2 separate regions of the Homo sapiens genome follow, and region 1 is linked to region 2. The links are chromatin contacts, found by Hi-C in ENCODE. All regions are on one chromosome and are shown on one strand. The core of a region is the stretch at or near the end of the contact, and the rest is flanking DNA. Distances in the headings are between cores, read along the strand shown. Region 1 holds the start of DCLK2 (doublecortin like kinase 2). Region 2 holds the start of MAB21L2 (mab-21 like 2).

Region 1 (5,284 bases), core at 803-3,302, 500 kb before region 2:
CAAGTCATGGTGACACTTAAGCAACTCTATGGAAAGGTACTCATGACAAGGAACTGAGGCCTCCTTACCATTCATGTGAATGGGCTGTCTTGGAAATGGATCTTCTTGACCCAGTCAAGCCTTTAGATGGCTGTGACCCCTGTCAACATCTTGACAGCAATCACATGAGGCTTTGAGGTAAACTGCTCCCAGATTTCCGATCTGCCAAAAATGCTGAGATTATGCATGTTTATTGTTGTAAATCATTAAGTTTAGGATAATTTGTTTCTACAGCAATAGTTTACAAAGTCTTTTTCCCCCTAAGAAATACTAACAGTGATACAAATGAACATGGCCATCTTAAGGCAAGTTGATGGGCTCTGTGGAGTTACTGGTACTTAGATGGAAACTTATCTCAATAAATTTGCAATTTAGTTTCTTGTTTCTCAAAGTCTTGTACCAAGACCAGCAGCATTGGCATTACCCAGGGGCTCATCAGAAATGCAGAATCTCAAACTCCACCCCAGAGCTACAGAATAGCAATCTGCATTTTAACGAGATTCCCCTATGACATGTAAATATATTAAAGTTTGAGAAGAAGCACTGATTTATTTGATTCCTGGTGTTACAGCCTGTGGTTGGAAACTCTGGATATACCTTAGGGGTACTTTTAAAAAAATACTGTTGGAGAAGCCCGTCTCCAGAAATTCTGATTTAACTGATCTAGGTTGAGGCCTTTTAAGGTGGTGGACCTAATGATGCTGCAGGATTTTCCTCTAGAAAAACTACATTGAAGCCTCAGATCAGCTCTGACTTCCTAGCATGCCCCAACCCCGCAGGAAGTTAGGTATGCCCAGGTGTATGCCCAGAACTGCCTTAGGAGTAGTATTGTGCACCGAGCAGGAGACCTTTCTGGAGCTGCCATGAAGGGTGTGTATGCGTGTGTGTGCGTGTGTTTGGTGGGGCGCACCAACTTCACAGATGCTAGACCGTTGCATGTGCTTCTACCTTCTTTTATTCATGCTCTTCCAGGACTCAGTTCAACCCGAAAAAAAGCAACTATGCCTTTCTTCCTGAAAGGTCAGTTTGGATTGCTGTCTAGGGCTGCTCAGAAAACCAGGTGTTGAATGTTCTAAGGTTTCACGTGCCAAATTGGGATCAAACATATTTGAGCTTTATTTTTCCTAATAACAAAATGCAAGTAACTAGTATTTCTCTTAAGTCTTGGAAAAGATGTTTTTATTGTTGAATAGACACTACGGCATTAAGATTTCCACTATGATGGGTGCTCACAAATGATAGGCCTCTTAGGTAAGAAGCTTTAATTGACAACATTAAATATGCGGGGCGGGGGGAGTGGGTGCAGAGTCTCTCTTTCCTTTGTTAGGGCATCCCAGTGACAGAAACAATGCCTGACACATGGTACGCTCTCGATAAATATTCGTTGATTACATAACCCCCTCTACCACCCAATAACTTCTCATCATTCATTCAAAGTTACTGAACGTACCATATTAGCGAATCTGCAATGGAAACAGTGGAGGCTGTTTTCTCAAAGGATTTTCTAATAAAGCAACAAATCTTTTTTAAAAAAAATGAATGGTGTGCCCCAAGTCAATGCTGGGCTTCGGATTTCTGCGGTAGTTTGGCCTGGGGTCCTCACTGGGATGCTGGCTGGGGATGTGCTCCCTGCCCTTGAATCTCCTTCCTTTGTAGTTTTTGGCCTGCGCGGTTACGTTTCCCAGGCGGAGGAGCGCGCGTCGCGGCTGCGCCCATTAACGCGCGGCGCCGGGCAGGAGCCGTCAGGCGGGCGGGGCTGCCCGGGACCCGCAGGAGCTGCTCCTCCCGCGCCGGCGCTCGGCCCCCTCCTCCGCCCCCTCCTCCGCCCCCTCCTCCCCTTCTCCGCGGTTTGGCATCCCCGGGGCCGGGAAGCCTCCTCCAGCGCTGACAGCCTGTCGGCGGCGGAGGGAGGCCAGAGCGCGGATGCTTGCCAGTGGGCCGGGCCTGACCGCTGCGTGGGAGGCGGGCTGCATTATTTCCCGCTAGGGCCGCGCTCCAGGGAAGGAAGGGGCCAGACACGGCCCTCTCAGCCCCGAACGGCGCGCGCTGCCCGGCGGGCGGGATCCGGGCGCGGCCGAGGCGGCGGCGCTGCACCCCGGGCCTGGGCCCGCGCGACTCCCCCGGGGGCCTCTCCCACGCTCCGCGCCCCGCCCCACCCTTCCTTCCTTCCTCCCCTCGGCGCTCCCGGGAGCGCTCGGCAGACGCCCGAGCTTTGTGGGCGCCCGCGGGCCCAGCGCGAGCCTCGGGCGGCCCAACTTTGCCTCTCCCGGTCGGCTCCCGAGCGGGACTTGTGAGGCGTGGCCGGGTGGAGGAGGCGCTTGCGGGGGCGTGGGGCTCCCCGGCAGGCGGGAGGCACGGAGCAAGTCGCACTGGACAATGACCTGGGCAGCTCGGCGCTGCGGACACTTTTAGCTGAGGGCGCGGGCGGGTCGGCTCCTCCGCGGCTCCTCGGCCCCACCTGCGCGGAGAGGGCGGGATGCCAGAGCCAGGTGTCCCGGCGCGTTAAGGGCCCTCGCAGTCAGACGTCCCTGCACCGGCGCTCGCACCCTTAGTCGGCCCGGAACGTCTTTTTGCGGACGCCCTCGGAGCAGCCGCGATGGCCAGCACCAGGAGTATCGAGCTGGAGCACTTTGAGGAACGGGACAAAAGGCCGCGGCCGGGGTCGCGGAGAGGGGCCCCCAGCTCCTCCGGGGGCAGCAGCAGCTCGGGCCCCAAGGGGAACGGGCTCATCCCCAGTCCGGCGCACAGTGCCCACTGCAGCTTCTACCGCACGCGGACCCTGCAGGCCCTCAGCTCGGAGAAGAAGGCCAAGAAGGCGCGCTTCTACCGGAACGGGGACCGCTACTTCAAGGGCCTGGTGTTTGCCATCTCCAGCGACCGCTTCCGGTCCTTCGATGCGCTCCTCATAGAGCTCACCCGCTCCCTGTCGGACAACGTGAACCTGCCCCAGGGTGTCCGCACTATCTACACCATCGACGGCAGCCGGAAGGTCACCAGCCTGGACGAGCTGCTGGAAGGTAGGAGGGGAGGGCGCCGCACGGCAGGTGCGGCGGAGCGCCGGCAGGTGCAGTGGGCGTGAGCCGGCGCAGCGGGGAGCCCGCGGGGTGCTTTCCAAGCCGCACGGGAATTGATGCTTCTGTCTGCTTCTCTAGAGATTGGCTGGGGGTGGGGGCCGGTGGGGTGCCCACATACACACTGACTTTCCTTCCCAAGAGGTTTGTCTCTTAAAGAAGGAAAAAATTTCCTGATGGTCAGGCCAATTTAGGCACTGGTGGCATCTCCTAAGATTGTTGAACTTATTTGTATTGAAGTGCAAACTGTTTGAGAAAATGGTTCTCCCATGGGGAGCTGGGTAATCCCCTACTAATAAGCTCTGTTGGACCCTCGGTGTGGACCCTGGTGCAGGCTCCTGTCATGTTCCAGTATTCGGGGTCCTGTTGTGACTGCTGTCAGAAGCTGTGGTTGTGAAATGCTCTAGGTTGGCTTTCCTAGTTTGCCTTGCAGCAGAAGTTACTTGAGGTGAAGAGGGATGATCCTAGACAGCAGGTCTCAACCTTGGCTTCATCTTGGATCACACTGGGGACTTCGAAAAATATGGGACCCTGATCCCCCAACCCCCAGATATCCTGATTAAATTGGTTGGGTTTGGGGTGTGGGTTAGGCGTCTGGAGTCTCAAAAGCCCCCCCCCCAGGTGATTCTAATGTGGGACCCTGGTTAACAATCACCGTGCTAAAGGGTTTTCCACATTTGGTTGGAAAAAAGGTAAATCAAGGTCAATCTCTCCAGCCTTATCCTCTAATAAGAGTACCTAATTAGAATGATAGAGGCCATTGGATTCAGCAGTGGGGACTTATTAAAAATTAGTAATTCTGCTGTGTCAACCATGCCTCGGTCAAAGAGACTGCTTGGCTGGATGTTGGGTCATCCTTGAATTCCTGCAATACGTATGCCTCATCCTTTTCAGGTAGAAAAGGCATTATCAGTGGTTAAGAACCTGTTTCCAGTTCTAAATAACATCCAGAAAGACCAGGCAGAACCCAGGTATGTGCTGACTGCGTGTTTACATACAGTCCGCTCTTGTGCATCTTTCTTAATGCAAATGGCACATTCCATGTAGTCATAGCAATAGCTTGGCAGGGAGAGGAAGCTGAACATCAAGCCAGATGTTTTTCTTATATTATCTCAGCATGCTTTTCTGTCCTGAAGGCATTATCCCCATTTTATAGATGAGGAAACTTAGGCAGCATGCCTTGCCTCACAGTGCCTGCAGCATATACTTTCTCGTCTACGATTCACCTCTGCTGAGCTAATGGAGCCACATGGAGGAAAACTAAAGGTCGTTGAGTTTGTCTATTTAGTCAGAAGTTTTTGCTGCCCTGCCTAGAACGCGACCCAGCCAAAATTAAATTGTCTCTTCAGTCTACATATGTATGTGCTTGTGACTTCACCCATTCTGTCAGTTGTGTGTTTTGGTTTTAAGGGCTTCTTGAGGAGGTAAGGGGATAGCTGGAGGAGTATAAGTAAAAAAGGAAGATACAATGTTCAAAGGGCCTTGTTGCTTTTCTTAATCATGTTAAACACTTAAAAGCAATATTTGCCTAGCTATTTTAAAACAGAGTAACCAGTTGTTTGACTGACCCAAGATCAGATTTGCAGGATCAAGGCAATGCCTGTTTGCTTAAGCACTTGTTACTCAACATGCCATTGGGATACTACTGTTCCTGGTATGGTTTCTTAAGAGTCAACAATGTTAATATCCTTCTCTAAAGAAATTTTAACAGTGGATTTACTACATAAAATTGACATAACGTAAACATGAATCTCATAGGAGAGATGATAAGATGGACATTATGCATGTCCATTAATAGGAGTACTTAGTATAGATTGCGTCTTTTACCGCCCACCGCATGCATGTCCACTGGGTCTACTTCTGCAACTGTAGTTTCAACTACAAATTGACTTAACAAATTTCCTTCAAATCATTCACTGATTTTTAGTGGATGGGGATTTGGAAAAAACATTATCTATGGAGTCCAAATCATACCAAAATATGATAAATAATATAACAAATAGTTGCACAGCCAAAATTTTTTTTATGACTTTGCCCACTTCTTTGAAGAAGTTTTTAATACAATAAAATTACTGCAAAAGAAGAAAACTTGGACACTTTTTTTGTCATATGGAACTCTCTCTGACAATGGGTCTTTGTTTAATTCTTCAGTTTTCCCCCAAATTAGTAGAATA
Region 2 (4,577 bases), core at 312-2,811:
ATAACCCAGGGCTGGAATATAACCTCCCAAATCAAACTAAAAATAATCACATCTACCTGAAATACGTTAAAAAGATTCAGAATCCAGACATCTTAGGTTCATACATAAACCCTCAGTATCAAGCAAATCAGAAACAATGTTCTAGCTTTTTTTTTCACCCAAAAGTATGGAAAGGCTACAGTGGGTACAACTCGTTTAGGATAATACATATACTAAAAGCACATGCATGCCTTTCATTGAAATGCCTAGGGAGGAGTGAAGCCATCTGTGTAATCAATAACAGGATAGTTATAGATTTTTGTGGCAGTGAAGTCTTTTAAAAGCAAGAGTCAATTATGAAAATAAAATCATTTTACAAATGAAACTCTGTACCTGTACCCCCTAAGAATACATTCACAATTAGATTTACAACAGTAAGATTTTAAGAAAACTTTAGGTTTACATTTACTTGCCTTGTTTTTCATTAAGTTTGAAGCAATTTTAGTAGCTTATTTTAAAAGTATATCCTACTAAGTTCTACGACATGTAAGTTTGCACCATTTCTCACAACTTAGATATTTTCTCTCTCGTAACTAGTTAATTCTTGTAACGATAAAATAATGGTATTAAATACATGTGAATCTTAATTATGAAATAATTATCAAACAAGGTGCTTGGACTAGTTTTTGCCCTGCCCTGTTTTTAAACAGCATATCGAAATTACTAAAAAGAGATTTATAAACCCTCACCTTATATCCACTCCAACCCTCACTGGTGCACATATACAGCAACTGCTCTGATTCTTGGCAACAATGGGAGGGGAGGGGAAGAGAAAGGAGGATGACTTTAAAGGAGGAAAAAACCTGGAAAAATTAGGTCCTTTCCCAGATTCCCCTTTCGCTTCCCATTTGCCTTCAAGCCAAAGTAATTTTGTTACAGTTTGCACCTTCTACTACACAATGTTGATAGAATCATTTAAAAAAAAAAAAAGTGAACCTTTCTGAACCATTGCTACTCTCCCTCGCGTTATTCCAGCCATCTCCAGGAGAGTCCCTTCTATATAAACTCTTTTTCTTCTTTGCTACTGATAAGAGAGGAGGATAAAGAGGAACGGCTGTAAAATGTGTGCAAGCATTTGACTCCCATTATCTCCTCCTATTTTCTTACTTCTCTCTTTACCCTGTTTCTTTATCAAGTGCAGTGGTGGCTGCTACCGTTCGCCAAGCGTGCCTGTCTTCTCTCTCGGATTGGCTAAAGCACTGACAGCTCGGATAGCGATTGTAGGAACTGAAGCTCCACCCCCTCATGATGGCCCTGGGACCATTCATAAACTAAATAACTCCAGGAAACAGCGAGGGAGAGAGAGAAAGAAAGAGAGAGGGAGAGAGAGAGACAGAGAGAGTTAGAGGAAAGAAGAGAGAGCGAGCACGAGGAAGGGGGGCGGGGGAGAGAAGCAGGGGGAGAGCGGGGCGAGAAAGAGGTCGGAGGGGAGAGGAGGGGGAGAGACGACTCAGAAAGTGGAATCTGTAAAAGCAAGCTAGAGGAGAAGAAGGAAAACCCTGAATCGTTATAACTACACCCCAGATGCAACGCAAGCAACGACTTCGTCACACTAAAACGGATTTTGTGAGGGCCAAAAGTATAAATTACGAAGCAGAAATGATTATCAAACAACTTCCAGCGGTTTGCACCTAAAGAAACACAAGGAGAACCCACTACAAACAAACAAACCCAGTCCAAACAACGCCTCCAGTAGGAAAAGAGGAAAACTGCGATAACACGACCCCCCGAGAAGAGACGAGACCAACACGCTGAGACTGTGGGGCGTCAGCAAACCTCCAAGTGCACGGCGGACTGAGTTGTACTTCGCAGCTCTCTGGACATTAATTACCTCCTGCACCTTCCATTTGGGGGAGGGTGAGGAAGAAGGCACTCACCTACACTGAGCGAAGAAGTCCTATCAGCGTGGAAGAGAAGTTTAAGAATGAACCACTGAATGTTTCGCTTTTATTTTTAAATTTACTTTGGCACTTAAAAAACCTCATTTCCAGATTTCTGGACAATCTCGGCTGCAGACATCTAAGCCTAACCTTTTGGTATCCTGAGTTTTTTCCCTCTCCTTCTCCTTCCTCACGCCCACCCCGCTTCTCTCGCACACGGTCATCTTTACATATCAAGAGAAAGCAAAAAGGTTCCAAGAGGTACTTTTCTTTTTAGAAAATCACCTTTTCTCCCCTAATTCTTCTGCAGAAGAAAAGAGGTTTCGAAAGAGGGAAAAGGAAAAAACAAGCCGGCTACGGTATCAGCCGGTCAGCCCAGGTGGAAAACGAGAGTGAAAGTAGGGCTTAACGGGGAGCGCACCGCCTCTTTCGAAAGCCGCTGGGCCACCACCAGTGCGTGAGCCTTGGATCCCTCAACGTATTGCGAGACGCCGGTGTATAGCCCGGACCTGTGCCCCAACATGATCGCCGCTCAGGCCAAGCTGGTTTACCAGCTCAATAAGTACTACACTGAGCGCTGTCAGGCGCGCAAGGCGGCCATCGCCAAAACCATCCGAGAGGTCTGTAAGGTGGTCTCGGACGTGCTCAAGGAAGTGGAGGTGCAGGAGCCTCGCTTCATCAGCTCCTTGAGCGAGATCGATGCCCGCTACGAGGGGCTCGAGGTCATTTCGCCCACCGAATTTGAGGTGGTGCTCTACCTAAACCAGATGGGCGTCTTCAACTTCGTGGACGACGGCTCGCTGCCCGGCTGCGCAGTGCTCAAACTGAGCGATGGGCGGAAGCGGAGCATGTCTCTCTGGGTCGAGTTCATCACGGCGTCGGGCTATCTCTCAGCGCGTAAGATCCGCTCGCGTTTCCAGACGCTGGTGGCCCAGGCGGTGGACAAGTGCAGCTATCGGGATGTGGTCAAGATGATCGCGGACACCAGCGAGGTCAAGTTGCGCATCAGGGAGCGCTATGTGGTGCAAATCACTCCGGCGTTCAAGTGCACCGGGATCTGGCCTCGCAGCGCGGCACAGTGGCCTATGCCCCACATCCCTTGGCCCGGCCCCAATCGGGTGGCCGAGGTCAAGGCCGAAGGGTTCAACTTGCTCTCGAAGGAGTGCTACTCGCTGACCGGCAAGCAGAGCTCGGCAGAGAGCGACGCCTGGGTGCTACAGTTCGGGGAGGCGGAGAACCGCCTGCTGATGGGCGGCTGCCGAAACAAGTGCCTCTCAGTGCTGAAGACTCTGCGGGACCGCCACCTGGAGCTACCCGGCCAGCCGCTCAACAACTACCACATGAAGACGCTGCTGCTGTACGAGTGCGAGAAACACCCACGAGAAACGGACTGGGACGAGTCGTGCCTGGGCGACCGGCTCAACGGCATCCTGCTGCAGCTCATCTCCTGCCTGCAGTGCCGCCGCTGCCCTCACTACTTTCTGCCCAACCTCGACCTCTTTCAGGGCAAGCCCCATTCGGCCCTGGAGAGCGCTGCCAAGCAGACCTGGAGGTTGGCCAGGGAAATTCTCACCAATCCCAAAAGCCTGGACAAACTATAGGGTGCTGGGGACTGCTTGAAAAGCGACACAAACGGGCGTGCTCTCTCAGACACACAACTCTGCTATAAACAGCAGAAACTCTGGACACAAACTTTTATGTAAGTCACCTGAAATAGGAATCCGGCAGAAGACCTTCATTAATTAAGAAGCAAACAAAAAGAGAGCAACCCAACCAAAACAAATCACATTCTTGCACAAAAGTGATCGTTTTCTTCCAAACAATGTGAATTTAAAAGGTCACACAAAAGAAGCAATCGGGCTCCGCCACCACAAAATGAAACCCAAGGTACATTTTCAAATCAATGTATAGTAGTTCCCCCCCCTTTTCCTTCTTTCCCCCTATCCTTTTTCTCTCCACCCCATCCCCCCCCCCATTTCGTTTTGCTTTTGGTTGCCTGAATGTTGTCACCAAGTGAAAAAATTATTTAACTATATGTAAAATTTCTCTTTTAAAAAAAAGTTTTACTGATGTTAAACGTTCTCAGTGCCAATGTCAGACTGTGCTCCTCCCTCTCCTGAACCTCTACCCTCACCCTGAGCTGTCTTGTTGAAAACAGTAATAAAAACATTACTTTACATTGTAATTGACTGTTTGTGGATTGTTCTTAAGTGAAGGCAGGTGAGATCACAGTTTATAATTTCCAATGTAAAGATGTGACGAGGAATCAAATGCAAGAAGCTTCCACTTGAACTGATTTGCAAAATTTTAAATACAGTACATTTTGTAGAATTGACTGTATAAGTTCCGACCCAAATCCTTAGAAAATAGAAAACACTAATTTTACTCAACTATAATATATATTTGTTCTGTAGATGTTAAGATTAAAAGTAACATCTACTTCACGCTTGGGAAAAAAGTATGAAAGAAAATATTTTGATCCTAATTTTTAAAATAGAAAAAACTTTTTCACATTAAAAATTAAGAGATGTGCTTTCTTATGCCATAATTTCAAAAAATCCAATCTGAATCCGATATACAAAGGAAATATTTATGGATTTTTCTGAATAGTTAACAAAGTCAGTTGATACTTTTCCTTCAACCGTTTGTCCTCTTCAA

What was found. A loop is a pair of places that touch in the nucleus more often than their neighbours do. Pooled maps may share reads with other maps.
Region 1: a loop to region 2 is called in a map of chondrocyte, with 3 times the contacts of the local background. The contact joins the promoter of DCLK2 here to the promoter of MAB21L2 in region 2. A Hi-C loop is called at or near these places in 1 of 168 maps with a recorded cell type or tissue (chondrocyte) and 3 of 50 pooled maps.

Annotation. Positions count from the first base shown.
Region 1 is chr4:150,076,393-150,081,676 of GRCh38, forward strand. DCLK2 (doublecortin like kinase 2) reads left to right here and starts at 2,053. Exons shown (of 16, transcript NM_001040260.4): 1 at 2,053-3,056. The coding sequence starts at 2,636.
Region 2 is chr4:150,580,590-150,585,166 of GRCh38, forward strand. It overlaps MAB21L2 (mab-21 like 2), which reads left to right and starts at 1,562. Exons shown (of 1, transcript NM_006439.5): 1 at 1,562-4,104. The coding sequence starts at 2,441. The coding sequence ends at 3,520. All of the region lies in intron 40 of LRBA (LPS responsive beige-like anchor protein), which reads right to left. It overlaps LRBA-AS1 (LRBA antisense RNA 1), which reads left to right. Exons shown (of 2, transcript NR_149035.1): 2 at 1-645.